Linked DNA regions of Homo sapiens: all the other regions are linked to region 2. A link is a contact called in ENCODE Hi-C or POLR2A ChIA-PET data. All regions are on one chromosome and are shown on one strand. The core of a region is the stretch at or near the end of the contact, and the rest is flanking DNA. Distances in the headings are between cores, read along the strand shown.

Region 1 (4,297 bases), core at 709-3,208, 410 kb after region 2:
CCCAAGGGCGAGCACCCCCTCCTCTCTCCACAGCTCCTTCTTTGTTTTTTTGAGATGGAGTCTCGCTCTGTCACCCAGGCTGGAGTGCAATGGCAAAATCTTGGCTCACTGCAACCTCCGCCTCCCGGGTTGAAGTGATTCTCCTGCCTCAGCCTCCCGAGTAGCTGGGACTACAGGCACCCAACACGCCTAGCTAATTTTTGCATTTTTGGTAGAGACGGGGTTTCATCATGTTGGCCAGGCTGGTCTCGAACTCCTGACCTCCAGTGATCCTCCCACCTTGACCTCCCATAGTGCTGGGATTATAGGTGTGAGCCACTACACCTGGCCTCTCCACAGCCCCTTCTGTGTTGAAGCCAAGACCCACCCAGCTTTGATCCCAAGGCTTGGGTTCCCCACTAGTGTGAAGTGAGTTTCCAAATTATTAGGTAAATCAGATATGAGAAAATATTTTATTTTACTTTTTTTTTTTTGAGACGCAATCTTGCTCCGTCACCCAGGCTGGAGTGCAATGGCACCATCTCCACTCACTGCAACCTCTGCCTTCTGGGTTCAAGCAATTCTCCTGCCTCAGCCTCCCAACTAGCTGGGATTACAAGTGCACACCACCACGCCCGGCTAACTTTTGTATTTTTAGTAGAGACAGGGTTTCACCGTGTTAGCCAGGCTGCTCTCAAACTCCTGACCTCATGATCCGCCCACGTCGGGCTCCCAAAGTGGTGGGATTACAGGTGTGAGCCATCACACCTGGCCCAAGAAAATATTTTTAAACTAGTATTCTTGACCGGCACGGTCAACACTGATGTAATTGAAACTGTTGTATTTGAAGTGTTAGCAAAGAAAGAGAATTCTGGTTCAACAGAAAAGTCAGTCACGACTTTTCAGTCACGCATGAATTACACAGTAACCAAATAGATAACATGCCATGACTGACGACGGGCCCACAACAAATCAGCTCCGACCAACAGGGTCCACACCACCATGGGTCTACACAGATCCAGGTCCCGCCTGTGAGCCTACAGTGACGCGGGCCCCTGTGGGGTGGTCCCTGCAGGTCAGGTCCCTGAGAGTGGGTCCCAGTGGGGTGATCCCTGCGGGTCGCGTCCCTGCGAGTTGGGTGCCTGCCGGGTGGCCCCTGCGGGTCGGGTGCCTGCGGGGTGGTCCCTATGGGTCGCGTCCCTGCGGGTCGGGTGCCTGCGGGGTGGCCCCTGGGAATCGCGTCCCTGCGGGTCGGGTGCCTGCGGGGTGGCCCCTGGGGATCGCGTCCCTGCGGGTCGGGTGCCTGCGGGGTGGCCCCTGGGGATCGCGTCCCTGCGGGTCGGGTGCCTGCGGGGTGGTCCTTGTGGGTCGCGTCCCTGTGGGGTGGTCCCTGTGGGTCGCGTCCCTGTGGGGTGGCCCCTGCGGGTCGCGTGGTGGCCCCTGCGGGTCGGGTGCCTGCGGGGTGGTCCCTGTGGGTCGCGTCCCTGCGGGTCGGGTGCCTGCGGGGTGGTCCCTGCGGGTCGCACCCCTGCGGCGTGGTCCCCCCGGGATGGGTCCACCGAGGAGGCCGCTGGAGGCCGAGCCCGCGCCCGCCCGCGGCGCCAAGATGGAGGCAGGAAGCGCCGCCGCCCGCGCCCGCCACCGCCCGCGCCGCCCGCCTGACGCCGCCGTTGCGCCTGACGCCGCCGCCCGCGCGGCCGCCCCTCCCCCGGCCCTCCCCTCCCCCCGCCGTAACGTCCTGACGCTCCGCAGGGACCCCTGACTGGACGGCGGCGCGTGAGCGGAGCGAGAGGCCTCGCCGCGGGGGGGCCGCGGGCTCGCCGGCGCCGCTTACCTGGGGCCGCGCCGGGCCTGCTTAGGCACCCGGCGGGGGCGGCGGCGTCGGGAGCTGCGGCGGCGGCGGGCGGCGGCGGCGGCCGCGGGCTTCGCTCCTTGTTGGGGATTCGGCGGCGGCGGCGGCGCGGGCGCGCGCTTCCTAGTGACGCAGGCGGCGGGGCCGCGCACGCACGGGGCTGGGAGGGCCGGACACTTATTTGGCGCTCGCGGAGGAGGAAGGCGGGGCCGTGAAATAAGGCCCGACGGGCCCCGGGGCGCGTGCGCGGACCGACACTGTCAGCTCCTAACGCCGCAGGTTCCTCCTGGTCCCCGAGGCCCCCGGTCGGGCGTTGCCTGCCCCGCGCGGGCGGCCGGGCCGAGGGACGATGGTCAGTGGACGGACGGCGCCAGGGAGCAGTGCCCACGCGCGGCAGGGCGGTACCTTCAGGCCTCCAGGTACGGGCGCTCCTCGCCCGGACGCTGCTGTGTGTGAATGGGCGCGAGGGGACTCCCCTGCGGGGCGGACGCCTGAACACGAGGCTGTGGAGGAGGACGCTGTAGGGTGCGCGGACTCACGCGGAACATGCCAGAGGCTCAGCCAGCCACGGCGCTCCCAGCGTGGAGGGCGAGGGGCATCCGGGAGCGGCCGGGAGGGCTCGGTCACCCCTCAAGCTGTCACCCCAGTCCCACAACCAGCACCCCGATCCTATCGCAGTCCCACAGCCGACACCCCGATCCCACCCCTGCCCAACAGCCGGCACCCACCCCAATCCCATAGCTAACACCCCGGTCCCACCGCTGTCCCACGGCCGGCACCCCGATCCCACCCCAGTCCCGCAGCTGGCACCCCGATCCCACCCCAGCCCAACAGCTGGCACCCACCCCGATCCCACCGCTGTCCCACAGCCGGCACCCCGATCCCACCCCAGTCCCGCAGCCGGCACCCCGATCCCACAGCCGGCACTCACCCCGATCGCATAGCATAGCTGATACCCCGATCCCACCCCAGTCCCATAGCCAGCACCCCGATCCCACCCCAGTCCCATAGCCAGCACCTCGATCCCATAGATGACACCCCGATCCCGCCCCAGTCCTATAGCCCGCACCCCGATCCCACCCGAGTCCCGCAGCCGGCACCCCATCCCACCCATGTCCCACAGTCGGCACCCCGATCCCACTCGGATCCGGCAGCCAGCTTGGATCCTGTGGCCCTCCTCCAGCCCCCAGGGCTCATTTATATGTTTTATTGGCAGAGGCTGGGGCTGGCTCTGTTGGCCTCTGTGCTGGGTTTCTTCCTCTGCACCGCAGGACTGGCTCTCCTGACCTCTCCAGGTGTCATCGAACACCCTTGTGCTTGCTGTCACCCGCTGCCTGTCTGCAGGATCCCGGATTCCGTATCAGGGGACCGAAATTAGTCGGAAAATAGGAAGCAGGTGCTCGCTTGGATGGAACCCTGACCCTGTGCTCACACTTGTAGGAGGAGGGCTCTGCAGGCCGCCTCCCGGAACGGGAGGTTCCCAAGCCACTGCACTTCGGAGGGGCTGTAATTAGAGTTGCACATTCATTCAGTTCCCAGTAAAGTAGAACGTGCTCCAGCCAGTGAGGAAAAGGTGTTTTTAAAAATTAGATTGGCCGAGTGCGGTGGCTCATGCCTTTTACCTCAACACTTTGGGAGACAAAGGTGGGAGGATCACCTGTGGCCAGGAGTTCAAGACCAGCCTGGGCAACAGAGCCTGTCTCTGGGGAAGAATAAAAAAAAAAATTGAGCCTTTGTCAGTGCTACTATTTTATTATCTGGTAAATATGAGAGGGTTCACGCGGTCTATGTGTGTCATTTATCTGAGTTTGCCTATCGTCACGTTTTGGAAATAAATGTCAATAAAGTCGAAGAGGAGTGCTGAGGGGGGCCTGGGGATGGGAGGGTGGCTACATCATGCCTGTGTGTTGCGCAAGCCCACCGAGGTCGGCCTGGGGTGAGCCCTGGGGCCTGTTCTGCCTCCTTCACTCTGGGGCTCCAAGAGACAAACTGGGCAACAAGAGAGAAACTCCATCTAAAAAAAAAGAAAAATCACCTCCAAGATAACTTAGCTTTCTTCTGCTGGCATAACAAATTATCTCAAACTTAGTCGCTTAAAAATGCAAATTTAGGCTGAGTGCGGAGGCTCACGCCCATAATCCTAGCACTTTGGGAGGCCAAGGCAGGATTGCTTGAGGCCAGGAGTTCGAGACCAACATGGCCAGAACTGTCTCTTTTTAAAAAATGCAAATGTGTCCGGCACGGTGGCTCACGCCTATAATCCCAGCACTTTGTGAGGCCAAGGCGGGCAGATCACGAGGTCAGGAGATAGAGACCATCCTGGCTAACACTGTGAAACCCCCTCTCTACTAAAAATACAAAAAATTAGCCTGGCGTGGTGGCAGGCGCCTGTAGTCCCAGCTACTCGGGAGGCTGAGGCAGGAGAATGGCGTGAACCCAGGAAGCGGAGCTTGCAGTGAGCCGAGA
Region 2 (4,640 bases), core at 1,541-4,040:
AGGAATGCTTGAACCCGGGAGGCAGAGGCTGCAGCAGGCTGAGATCACGCCATTGCGCTCCAGCCTGGGTGGCAAGAGTGAGACGCTGTCTCAAAAAAAGGACTGAAACCCAGGCGGCCTCTGGCTCCACAGTCGCTCCACAGCCCAGCTCTTAGCTGCCTCCCCAGACCACAATTCCAATCATCCAGAGCTAAGAATAACCAGGAAGCTTCAGAAACACACACACACCTCCACTGCGTCAAAGGCAAGACACACCACTGACCCACAAACACTAGAGCCAACTAGACCTGTTTGCATCCCAGCCCCAGTGGGATGCCGCCTCCTCCACAGGGAAAATCATTTTCACCCCACTGATGCCCAAGGTTAACAGGAGTCACATCTTCATGAGCAGTCTATCATTCCTAATACTTTATAGTCTGCTGCTTTGTTGTTTAGGATAATTTAAAAATCAGAAATGACAGTAAAGGTACAAAACAATTAAAACCAACTTAAAAACAAATATATGCTAACAAAATAAACTCACCTGATTTGACTGTCCAGTAAGGTAGGGCTCAAAGTCATTGTCATGAACTGTATCCTTCTGATGTAACGAACCATTTTGTACTAGAACAAAAAGTTGCAAAATATTACCCTCAAATTTTAAAAGATTACTTTTAAGCTTGGAAGGCAAAGTTAGCAAAGTCTATTTCCATCTATTTCTAGCAGAAATTATGCTTTAATTTTAAAAGGAGTACAACCAGTATAGAACTGATGTTTATACAACTAATTAGAAGGGGGACGGGAAACTTTCAATAATTTAGGATAAATTTTAAATAAAGGCTTAATCGTAATTTGGTGAGATTAACCAAATCAAGTGTTAACACATAATGCAAGGAACACATAACCAGGGTGAAAACTGACATGGTCTAAGAAGACTTATGTGTGGCAAAAAGAAGTGGAGCCTCCAAAAGCCCAAATGCAGAATGTATGCCCAAACGTATGGAGAACGGAGGGAAGAAAACTTAGGAGGGAAGGGGCTGCAACTGAAGGACTGTTGGGAGCTATTATCTGACTCTCCACAGTGAACCCCAAATATCTGAGACAGGTCTCAGTTAATTTAGAAAATTTATTTTGCCAAGGTTAAGGACACACCCATGATACAACCTCAGGAGGTCTTGACAACATGTGCCCAAGGTAGTCGGGGGACAGCTTAGTTTTATACATTTTAGGGAGACATGAGAACCATCAATGTAAGATGTACATTGGTTTGGTCCGGAGAGGCGGGACAACTTGAAGCAGGGAGGGGGCTTCCAGGTCATAGGTAGATAAGAGACAAACGGCTGCATTCTTTCGAGTTTCTGATTAGCCTTTCCAAAGGAAGCAATCAGATAAGCATTTATCTCAGTGAGCAGGAATGACTCTGAGTTCTGTCCTTTGTCCACCAGGAATTTCCTTGTGGGCAAACTGTGGGGGAAGTATGTAACTTTTTTTGTCTTAGAAGCTATCTTTTTCAGGAATAGAATGGGAGGCAGGTTTGCCCTCAGCAGTTCTCAGCGTAGCTTTCTCCCTTTGGCTCAGTGATTTGGGTGCCCCAAGACTGGTTTTCCTTTTACACCACTTACCTTCCCACTGTTATTATGCTCAGCCAGAAAAAGCAAGCAAAGGTAAATAAAGTGCTGGGCCTTTTCCAATCTTAAAACACGATGAACCGTATTTGGTTACACCTGAGCTGACACACAAACTGGCTAAAAAAGTGTTCCAAGTAAACGTGAAGTGTCACTTAACAGTTTTCACATGAGTGCGCTCTGAGGGTTTATCCCAAGCCATAATGTCACAGGAGATGCTAACAGACTTGGAAAACGGGCTGCAACTACCGGGGATGTGGAGCTTAGCCTGCAGAACCTTGGACTGCCCCTCTCCTAGAGCAGCCCCTGCTGGGCGGAAAAAGGCAAGTCGCTCAACCCCTGCGGCCATGTCCACCCGGCTCTCCTACCTCCCCTTCCCCAAAGCAAATCCATGATCATGCGGTGGGGAGAGACGGGCCCAAACTACTCTGAGCAATCATTTATTCACTTCTTGAGAAGCCCCTGTCTTCGACCTGTCAAATCTCCCAGAATCGTCGCACAACCTCAAGTTTTATCTCCCTGAAGCTGGCGGAAGAGAGAAAGTTTCCGGTTCCAGACGCAGCTTCCTGGACCGTTCCTTCCCCGTCCTCCTCCACTCCAGCCCGCGCCGGCCGTCCCGGGACTCCGCTCACCTTTATTATCTTGTCCTTTTGTTCTCTGCACCGCCGCAGGCCGGGACGTGGGGTACACACAACCCGGGGGAAGAGGGAAACACAAAGTTATTCACCAGAGAACTGGTCTCCAACGGGCCGCGAGCTCCGCCGGCCCCGACGCGCGGTCACGTGCGACCCCGGCCCCGAGACCCCGGTCCCGCCTGGGCCCGGCCTCCGCGACCCCGGGCTCTGCGTTCCAGCCCCAGGACCTCAACCCAGACCCCGCGCCTCGGCCCCGGCCGCGGCCCCTGTAACCCGGCCCCGCTACCTGGGTGTCCACGCTGGTGGCCGACATGCTTCATGAACAACTAGACGCGGGGCCGGGGCGCCCGCCGGCTCGGGCCTCCCCTAGAGGCCGGGCCTGTCACCCTAGCTCGCGCGGCCCCGGGCCCCGCCGCCAATTCCCCGGGCGCCGGCCGGGCGGCGGCGGCGGCTGCTGGGCGCGCGGGCCCCTGGCGAGGCGGCAGCGGCGGTGAGCCCGGGACGCGGACGCACTGAGGAGGCGTCGACTCCAATGGCGGCGGCGGCGGCGACAGCAGCGGCGACGGCGGCGGCAGGGGACGAGACTGCGCGGCGTCAGCGTGCACGCGGGGCAGGCCGGGAGCGCCGCGCCGGGCCGCCACACTTCGCGCCTGCGCGCTCCCGTCTTACGGGATGGATTTCGCTCTCAGGTCCCAGTCTCGTGCGGCGGGGCGGGGACCGCAGCCGGCTGGGCGGGGAAGCCCTGAGCCGGGGAAGTCACGTGGGGCGTGTCCGGAGGCGCCGCGGGGCCTGGCGGGAAGGGGCTGGCGGGCTGCTGCCAGGTGTACAGCCGCCCACACACACCCCGGCCACAGCCGCACCCCCGACGCGCTACCGGCACTGAGGCCTCTGTAGTTTTCCCCAAGGTCCGAAGACTAAACGCTGTTCTGGTCCGACAGCTGGGCTACGGGTCTGTCCGGGGTCGGTCTGCCCTTCCCCCGCGCGCAAACACCTGCCCGCCCAGAGCTCCGAGCCCCCGCGTGTTCCAGGTCGCGCGCCTCGGCCCTTGCCGCGGGACCTGCGGGCTTTGTTCGCTTTGCGGCCCTGGCCTTCAGCCGCAGCGGAGCCCTGGGCCCGGTCCCGGAGGTCAGCTGTTGTGTGGATGCACCCCTGGACCTGCGAGAGGCTCGCCGGCTTATAACCAAGTTCTCATGTTAGATTCTTGACCCCGATTTCATCACCAGGAGGAAAAGCAGTGCTCTGTGCCCCAGCCTAGGCCGGGCCAGGGGACTTGTCATCTTTGTTCGAGGATGGACAGCCCCTTCTTAGCAGCAACTGTGCAAAGAGAGCCCAGTTCTCAGTTCCTAACCCCTCAGCATCCCCAACCTGGACGCCCTTCTGGTCAAGGTGTTGAATTTCGCTCCCTGCAGCCAGTATCCAATCCTGCCACCCTTGTGGCTAACTCCCTACAGAGGCTTCCAGGTTGATATTTTTCTTTCCAGCTCTGGCAGCTGTAACATCTTCACGTGGCCTGGATCTGGGTCCTGCTAAAGGAGAAAGACCTGGAATGGGGTGTCAGGCAGGTTGACGTCAAATGAGTGTTTTCCACAAAGTGGGCCCGGGCAGATGCGCTAAGCAGGGTGAACAGTGACAGCAGGGACGGCAATGGAGTCCCAAGACGGCTCCAAGCCTGGACATCCGCATCAGTGGGGTAGCAGACAGCCTCTCACACTGCTGCAGGAGGAGGTGGAAACTGCCCCCAGCAGGCCGGTCAGCCACAGAGAGGACTGCTGCTCCAAGTTGCTCCAGGTCTCCCTGGAGCCCTGCCTCGCCTAAAGCTGGGGAAAGCGGGCTGGGCTTGTTTCCCTGGAACAGAGCTGGGGGATGTCTGGTGCCCTGAGGATGAATCTGGATCCCCTGGGACTTTGATGTGTTTGGGCCATGGGCAGACATCTCAGGCCAGGATGAAATCTGTGCATTTGGGGTACATCCGAAAATGAACAGCACGTTTCCAGGATGGTGGCCCACATGGAGAAGATGTGTGGGGATTGTAGGGACAGTGGGGTCCCTGGGGGCACCCTGCCACCTGCTTCTGTGTGATAAGGCCTGCGCATCCTGGGCAGGCCCTGAGTGCCTGCTTCCCAGGACACTGAACTGTTTGGCGGCCAAGACTGCAGCAAGGGGGTGTCTGGGTGGTCAGAGTAGACACTCGGACTCTTGGAGCCCCTGTCTGTCTTCTCACCCAGCTCCCATCCCTGGGCCAGGACGGTGCAGTGGTCACCACTGGAGTTCAGAGCCTCACAGCCAGTTACAGGGCCTTCAGCCTCAGGCCTACTTTCCTCCTCCGTGGTGGGTTAATTACTCCCCTTTCACAGGATGAGTGTGTGGAAGAAACTGGGTATGCAGCCCTTGGCGTCAGGCC
Region 3 (4,735 bases), core at 2,233-4,732, 280 kb after region 2:
CATCTGCCCCCATCTATCTGGGGACTCTGACACTGGCTGGATGCCTTCACAGGCACTGGTTCAGATGCCAGAGCACTGGATTCATCCTTAGGGGGGCTCTGAGCCAGACTGGGTGAGGGTGGCCCAGGTGAGGGGTCCCCTGCCCTCACAGGAAGCACAGGAGACCCTACCATCCCAGTGACCCCAGGGGCCCCCAGTGTCCCTTGAAGGGTGCAGCGGCCTCTCCCCCAGCCCCGCCTGCTGTGCCCTGCTCACCTGGGATGTACCCGTGATCATGTTCTTGATGAAGTCGCGGTGGCCGGGGGCATCGATGATGGTGATGTAGTACTTGGTGGTCTCGAACTTCCAGAGGGAGATGTCGATGGTGATGCCGCGCTCACGCTCCGCCTTCAGCTTGTCCAGCACCCAGGCATACTTGAAGGATCCCTTCCCCATCTGGAGCGGGTGAGGGTCACGGCTGAGGGCGGGACCCGGGACCCAGGAGTCCCTGGTGGTGCGAGCTGCTTGTTACAGCAGAGTGGCCGCGAGAGGCGGGAGATGGGCTCCAGCACCCCCTTGCTCTCCGTCGGGGTCCTGGGACGCCGGCCCCCTCCGTCGGGACCCCACACCCAGACCCTGCCCCCCAGGGCCGGCCTCCGCACCTGCTCCGAAATGGGCGCGGCTACGCAGGTCCACCAGCAGGTGGCGCAAGGGCCTGGGAGTCGCTCGCTCTACGAGCGAAGCCGCCAGATGGGATAAACCCCTCCCGGGCGAGGGCTCCCCTTTATCTGAAGCTGCGGACGCCCCCAGATCCCTTCCTCAACCAGAGGCCAATAATACCACCGTGTTTGGGGCTGTCAGATAAATAACCCTCTGTGTGTGTGTGTTTTTTTAAGGTAAGGAGAAAGGAAAACTGAATGAGGTCAGGAGGAGGGCCTGGCCACGCAGCTCCTTCCCGCTGCTCCAGCCTCCCCATCCCTCTGAGGCTTCTCCTCCCCTTCCTCGCTCTGCCGGACACGGGAAGCTGGGGGGCCTCGGCCAGTGAGACCCCCACAGAAGGGGACGGGCTTCAGTCAGGGCAGCAGCGGCGGTCACTACCCAGCTGGGCAGAACTCCTCGCCAGGGCCTCGCACAGACAGGACTCTGCCCTCCAGGAGGCTGCCCAGTCTGGAGCAGACCCAGATGGGACCCAGCTGGGGCCTGAAACAGCGGCCCTCTGAAACCCCCGCCTCCTCCTGACAAGGCCAGGTAAAGGGTGATGCAGCCCAAACTCAGGGGTGCAGCTCAGAGCACCCCCAACCCCGCCAGGGCAGAGGCTCAGCCCAGGACAGCGAGTGCCCCCACCTTGGGCCCTGGCCTCCGCCCTCATCATCCAGGTGAGAGCTCCCACAGGCCCTCCCAGGAGTGGGCTTCTCCCCAGAGTCCTGGGTGGGGGATGGGGATCAGAGAGCAGACCCCGTCTCATGACCGCTCCCCACCACCGTCTCAGCCACCAAAGAGAAATCGCTTCAAAAGGTCAGCTAGGAGGTCACCTCATCCAGGACCCCCACCCCAGGGCTGCCCTGGACAGCAGCCCTCCACAGCCCAGCACAAGAAAATGGAGCAGACGGGCCGGCTGCCCATCAATCAGCTATTAATAGTAGCGTGTGCCCTGGCAGGGCCCTAGGACAAGTGAGGGCAGTACCATCTCCAGCCCCAGCCTTGGCCCTGGGGGGAAGGGGGTAAGGCTCCAGCGCCCTCCAGCCCCAGCTCAACATGGCAGAGTTCCAGAGCCTTCTGCAGACCCTCCCAGGTCACCTCCCTCACCACAGGGCAAGTCCGGCAGCTCGATGGCCACCCCTCCCCCACCAAGCTCCCCCTAAGAGAGAGGCTGCCCCACCAGACCCTCTGAGGCCTGAGTGCCCCACAGCGGGGGTCCCTCCTGCCCTGGAGGAGGTCACCTGAGCCCCATGCCCTGGGGCTGGGAGATGCCAAGCCTGGCCACCACGGGAGTTGGGGGTTCCTTCTCAGGGGGCCAAGACCATAGCCTGGGGAGCTCACCTCAGCCGCCTCCTTCTCGAACTTCTCAATGGTCCTTTTGTCAATACCTCCGCATTTGTAGATGAGGTGGCCCGTGGTGGTGGACTTTCCGGAGTCCACGTGGCCGATGACCACGATGTTGATGTGGGTCTTCTCCTTGCCCATTTTGCTGGGAGTGTGAGGGGCTGGCGGGACCCGGGGTGCTCTGGCTCAGGGCGAGGGGGGCTGCAGTGATTCTGTGGGGCCAGTGGTGGTGGGGAGACCGGTGATGGGGAGCCCCAGGGGGAGACACCAGCAGAGACTGTCCTGGCACAGGCTGGACAGGCATCCCTGCCCACAAACCAAGCCCCCATGTTTGGTGGGGAGGGAAGGGCCCCCACCCACAGCTGGGCCTGGCCAGGGCAAGCAGAGGCTGTGCACTGCCCCCACCCCACACTTGAGCCCAAACAGCCCCATCTGCTGTAAATAACTGGGCGTTGGAGCCCGCGGGCTGCTCCTTGGGAAGGGGTTAGCCACCATTTGGAGAGACCACGCAGCGCCAGGCTGGGTACGTCCGTGACCAGCAGAGCCGGGTGATGAGTCACCTGCCCAGCGCTCCAGGGCCCTGTCCTGCACGCGCACTCCCCTCCCCGGCGGCAGGGCCAGGGACACGGCGCCCCACCCCCACCCGCTGCCACCGGGGAGAGATGGCCACTGCTCCCCACTCCCCTCCTCAGGCAGGGACGGCGCCATCTTCCCCTCATCCCTGCCCGGCAGGCTGGGCCAGAGCCCCGACGGAGATGCGCTGCCCAGATTAGGAACCCAGAATAGCTCTAGGCACCCCCCTCCCGGACTCTCACAGGGACAGACAGCGGCCGGGAGGTGGGGGTCCCTGTTCCAGCCTGAGGAAGGAGGACCCGGCCCTGCCGAGCCCAGCAAGTGCCAGGTGGAGATGCCCTCGGCCCCGTGGGGGTATAGGGGGCACCCTCCCTCCCCCCCTCCCTGTGACTCAGGACCCTGGGTCACAGCCCTGTCCCATCACAGAGGTCAGTGGAGAAACCCACGCTGCTCCTCGCGGACAGGTGGCTGGGGGAGGGAAAGAGGACAGAAGCCACCCTGGGGTGGGAACACGGGTGGGGGTGGGGAGGCCAGGGCCCCCAGATCTCACCACCTCCCTCAGCGTCCTCTGGCCCAGCGCCCCGAAGCCCGACCCCCATCAGCCCCCGGCCCGCAGGGTCCCCGCGGCCCCAAGGTCACGGCTACGGGGCGATCGCCGCCCAGGACCCGGCCCCGCCGCCCCGCGCCGCCCCCCACCCCGGGCCCAGCCCGGCCGACGCGGGGACCCCCGGAAGCCGGACTCCGGGCGCGCGCGGGGGCGGGTGCGGGGCCCGGCCACCCTCTGCCCCCCAGGACCGGCCCCGGGGGTCCCTCTTCGGAAGACGGGGGCGGGGGCGGAGGCCCGGGGGCCGAGCGTCCTTACCCGGAGCCGAGGTCTCAGCCAGAGGGACTGGCGGCGCCGGCGCCGGCGGTTTTATCTCCGGGAGGGGGTCCACCTATTGACGGTGGCGGCGCAGTGCACCGCGCCCTGCAGCACGCCAATGCGGAACCGCGCGGGAGGGGGCGGGGCGCGGACGCGCGCGGGCGGGCGCCACGGGGACGCGAGGCGATGCGGGAGGCGCGGGCTGCAAAGACGGACGCGGGAGGCGGGGGAGAAACGCGCCGCGGGCGGGGGCGGGGCGGGGGGCAGGGCAGGGAGGCGGCGGGAGGGAGGGACCGGGACGGAGACGGCGCGGGGAGAGCGCGGCGGGCCCGGGAGACGGGGCGAGAGCCGGCTCAGGGCAGGAACACGCTTGAGCCGCGAAAAGCGGTCCCCGGGGACAGGGCAGACGCCGAGGACCGGAGCCGGCAGGCGGGGGAGGGGAGCAGGTGGGCTGCAGCCTGGGAGACGAGCCTGGGTCTACCGGCCCCTCCCCGGCCCTGCTCATGGGGGACGCCCCAGAACCAACGAAGCCCGGCTCTGAGGGGCTCTCCCTAATGAGGCCCGGGGGTGCAGGCCTCAGGGTGGAAATCTGCTGGTTTCCAGTCCCTGTCCTCACGTGCCTGCCCTCCTGGGCGCACCATGACAGGCCCCGAGGATCCAGCGCAGAACCACCCTCCCCCTGAGAGGCTGGTCTCCCACGGTGCAGGGAACGCCGGAAGCCCGCTCCCAGACCCACTGACATCTTCCAGGGACCCTCCCCTCCGGGTGCGCCGACCTCCGGCTGCTGCTGGGAAACAGCGCCAGCCAAGGGCGAGTCAGATCCAGACAGACCCAGGCCCCCCCGCCCAGCGCCCCACCCCGCTGCACCTCAGCGCCTTGTAGCTGATGCTCATATGGGGTCAGGATGCCAAGCCAAAGACCGGGCCACGCTCTGTAGGAAGTGGGGAGTCCCTGAGGTCCTGGCACACGCGGGTAATGACCAACGTGGGTTGTGAGGAAGGGGATGTGGCAGCCATGTGTTGTGTGAAGACCAAGGTTAGGGGCTTTCTCCAGACCCCAAGATCCTGTCGTCTCACCCAGGTATTCAGGTCTTCCCTCCCACGCTGCCCCCCCACCCCCACGCACTCGGATCTTCCTGCCAGCGGGGTCTCGGGAGGTGTGTGCTGAGTGGGGGCAGAGCCCTGGCACCTGTCCTCTCAGCCCTGAGTTCCCACTGGGTGTTGACATGGAGGCCCCGGGTCGGGCCCAGCAGCTGCGACTGGGCAAATCCATGGGGAT

Evidence for each region. A loop is a pair of places that touch in the nucleus more often than their neighbours do. ChIA-PET counts read pairs that join two places held with the same protein, here RNA polymerase II (POLR2A). Pooled maps may share reads with other maps.
Region 1: a loop to region 2 is called in a map of gastrocnemius medialis, with 7 times the contacts of the local background. The contact joins the promoter of GMEB2 here to the promoter of YTHDF1 in region 2. A Hi-C loop is called at or near these places in 2 of 168 maps with a recorded cell type or tissue (ascending aorta and gastrocnemius medialis), 3 of 37 single-sample maps with no recorded cell type and 13 of 50 pooled maps. POLR2A ChIA-PET finds 5 or more read pairs at or near these places in 1 of 52 experiments (Caco-2).
Region 3: a loop to region 2 is called in a pooled map, with 2.9 times the contacts of the local background. The contact joins the promoter of EEF1A2 here to the promoter of YTHDF1 in region 2. A Hi-C loop is called at or near these places in 4 of 50 pooled maps.

The regions. Positions count from the first base shown.
Region 1 is chr20:63,625,143-63,629,439 of GRCh38, forward strand. It overlaps GMEB2 (glucocorticoid modulatory element binding protein 2), which reads right to left and starts at 1,959. Exons shown (of 10, transcript NM_012384.5): 1 at 1,814-1,959. It overlaps MHENCR (melanoma highly expressed competing endogenous lncRNA for miR-425 and miR-489), which reads left to right and starts at 2,093. Exons shown (of 2, transcript NR_132417.1): 1 at 2,093-2,250; 2 at 3,048-3,682. RefSeq lists silencers at 1,321-1,860, 1,951-2,400.
Region 2 is chr20:63,213,341-63,217,980 of GRCh38, forward strand. YTHDF1 (YTH N6-methyladenosine RNA binding protein F1) reads right to left here and starts at 2,791. Exons shown (of 5, transcript NM_017798.4): 1 at 2,526-2,791; 2 at 2,237-2,261; 3 at 524-603. The coding sequence starts at 2,552. RefSeq lists silencers at 2,664-2,733, 2,864-3,143.
Region 3 is chr20:63,495,601-63,500,335 of GRCh38, forward strand. It overlaps EEF1A2 (eukaryotic translation elongation factor 1 alpha 2), which reads right to left and starts at 3,483. Exons shown (of 8, transcript NM_001958.5): 1 at 3,458-3,483; 2 at 2,020-2,234; 3 at 256-435. The coding sequence starts at 2,163. LOC124904955 (a long non-coding RNA gene) reads left to right here and starts at 2,682. Exons shown (of 2, transcript XR_007067719.1): 1 at 2,682-3,023. RefSeq lists enhancers at 104-899, 1,697-1,866, 2,492-3,287, 3,548-4,117 and a silencer at 494-703.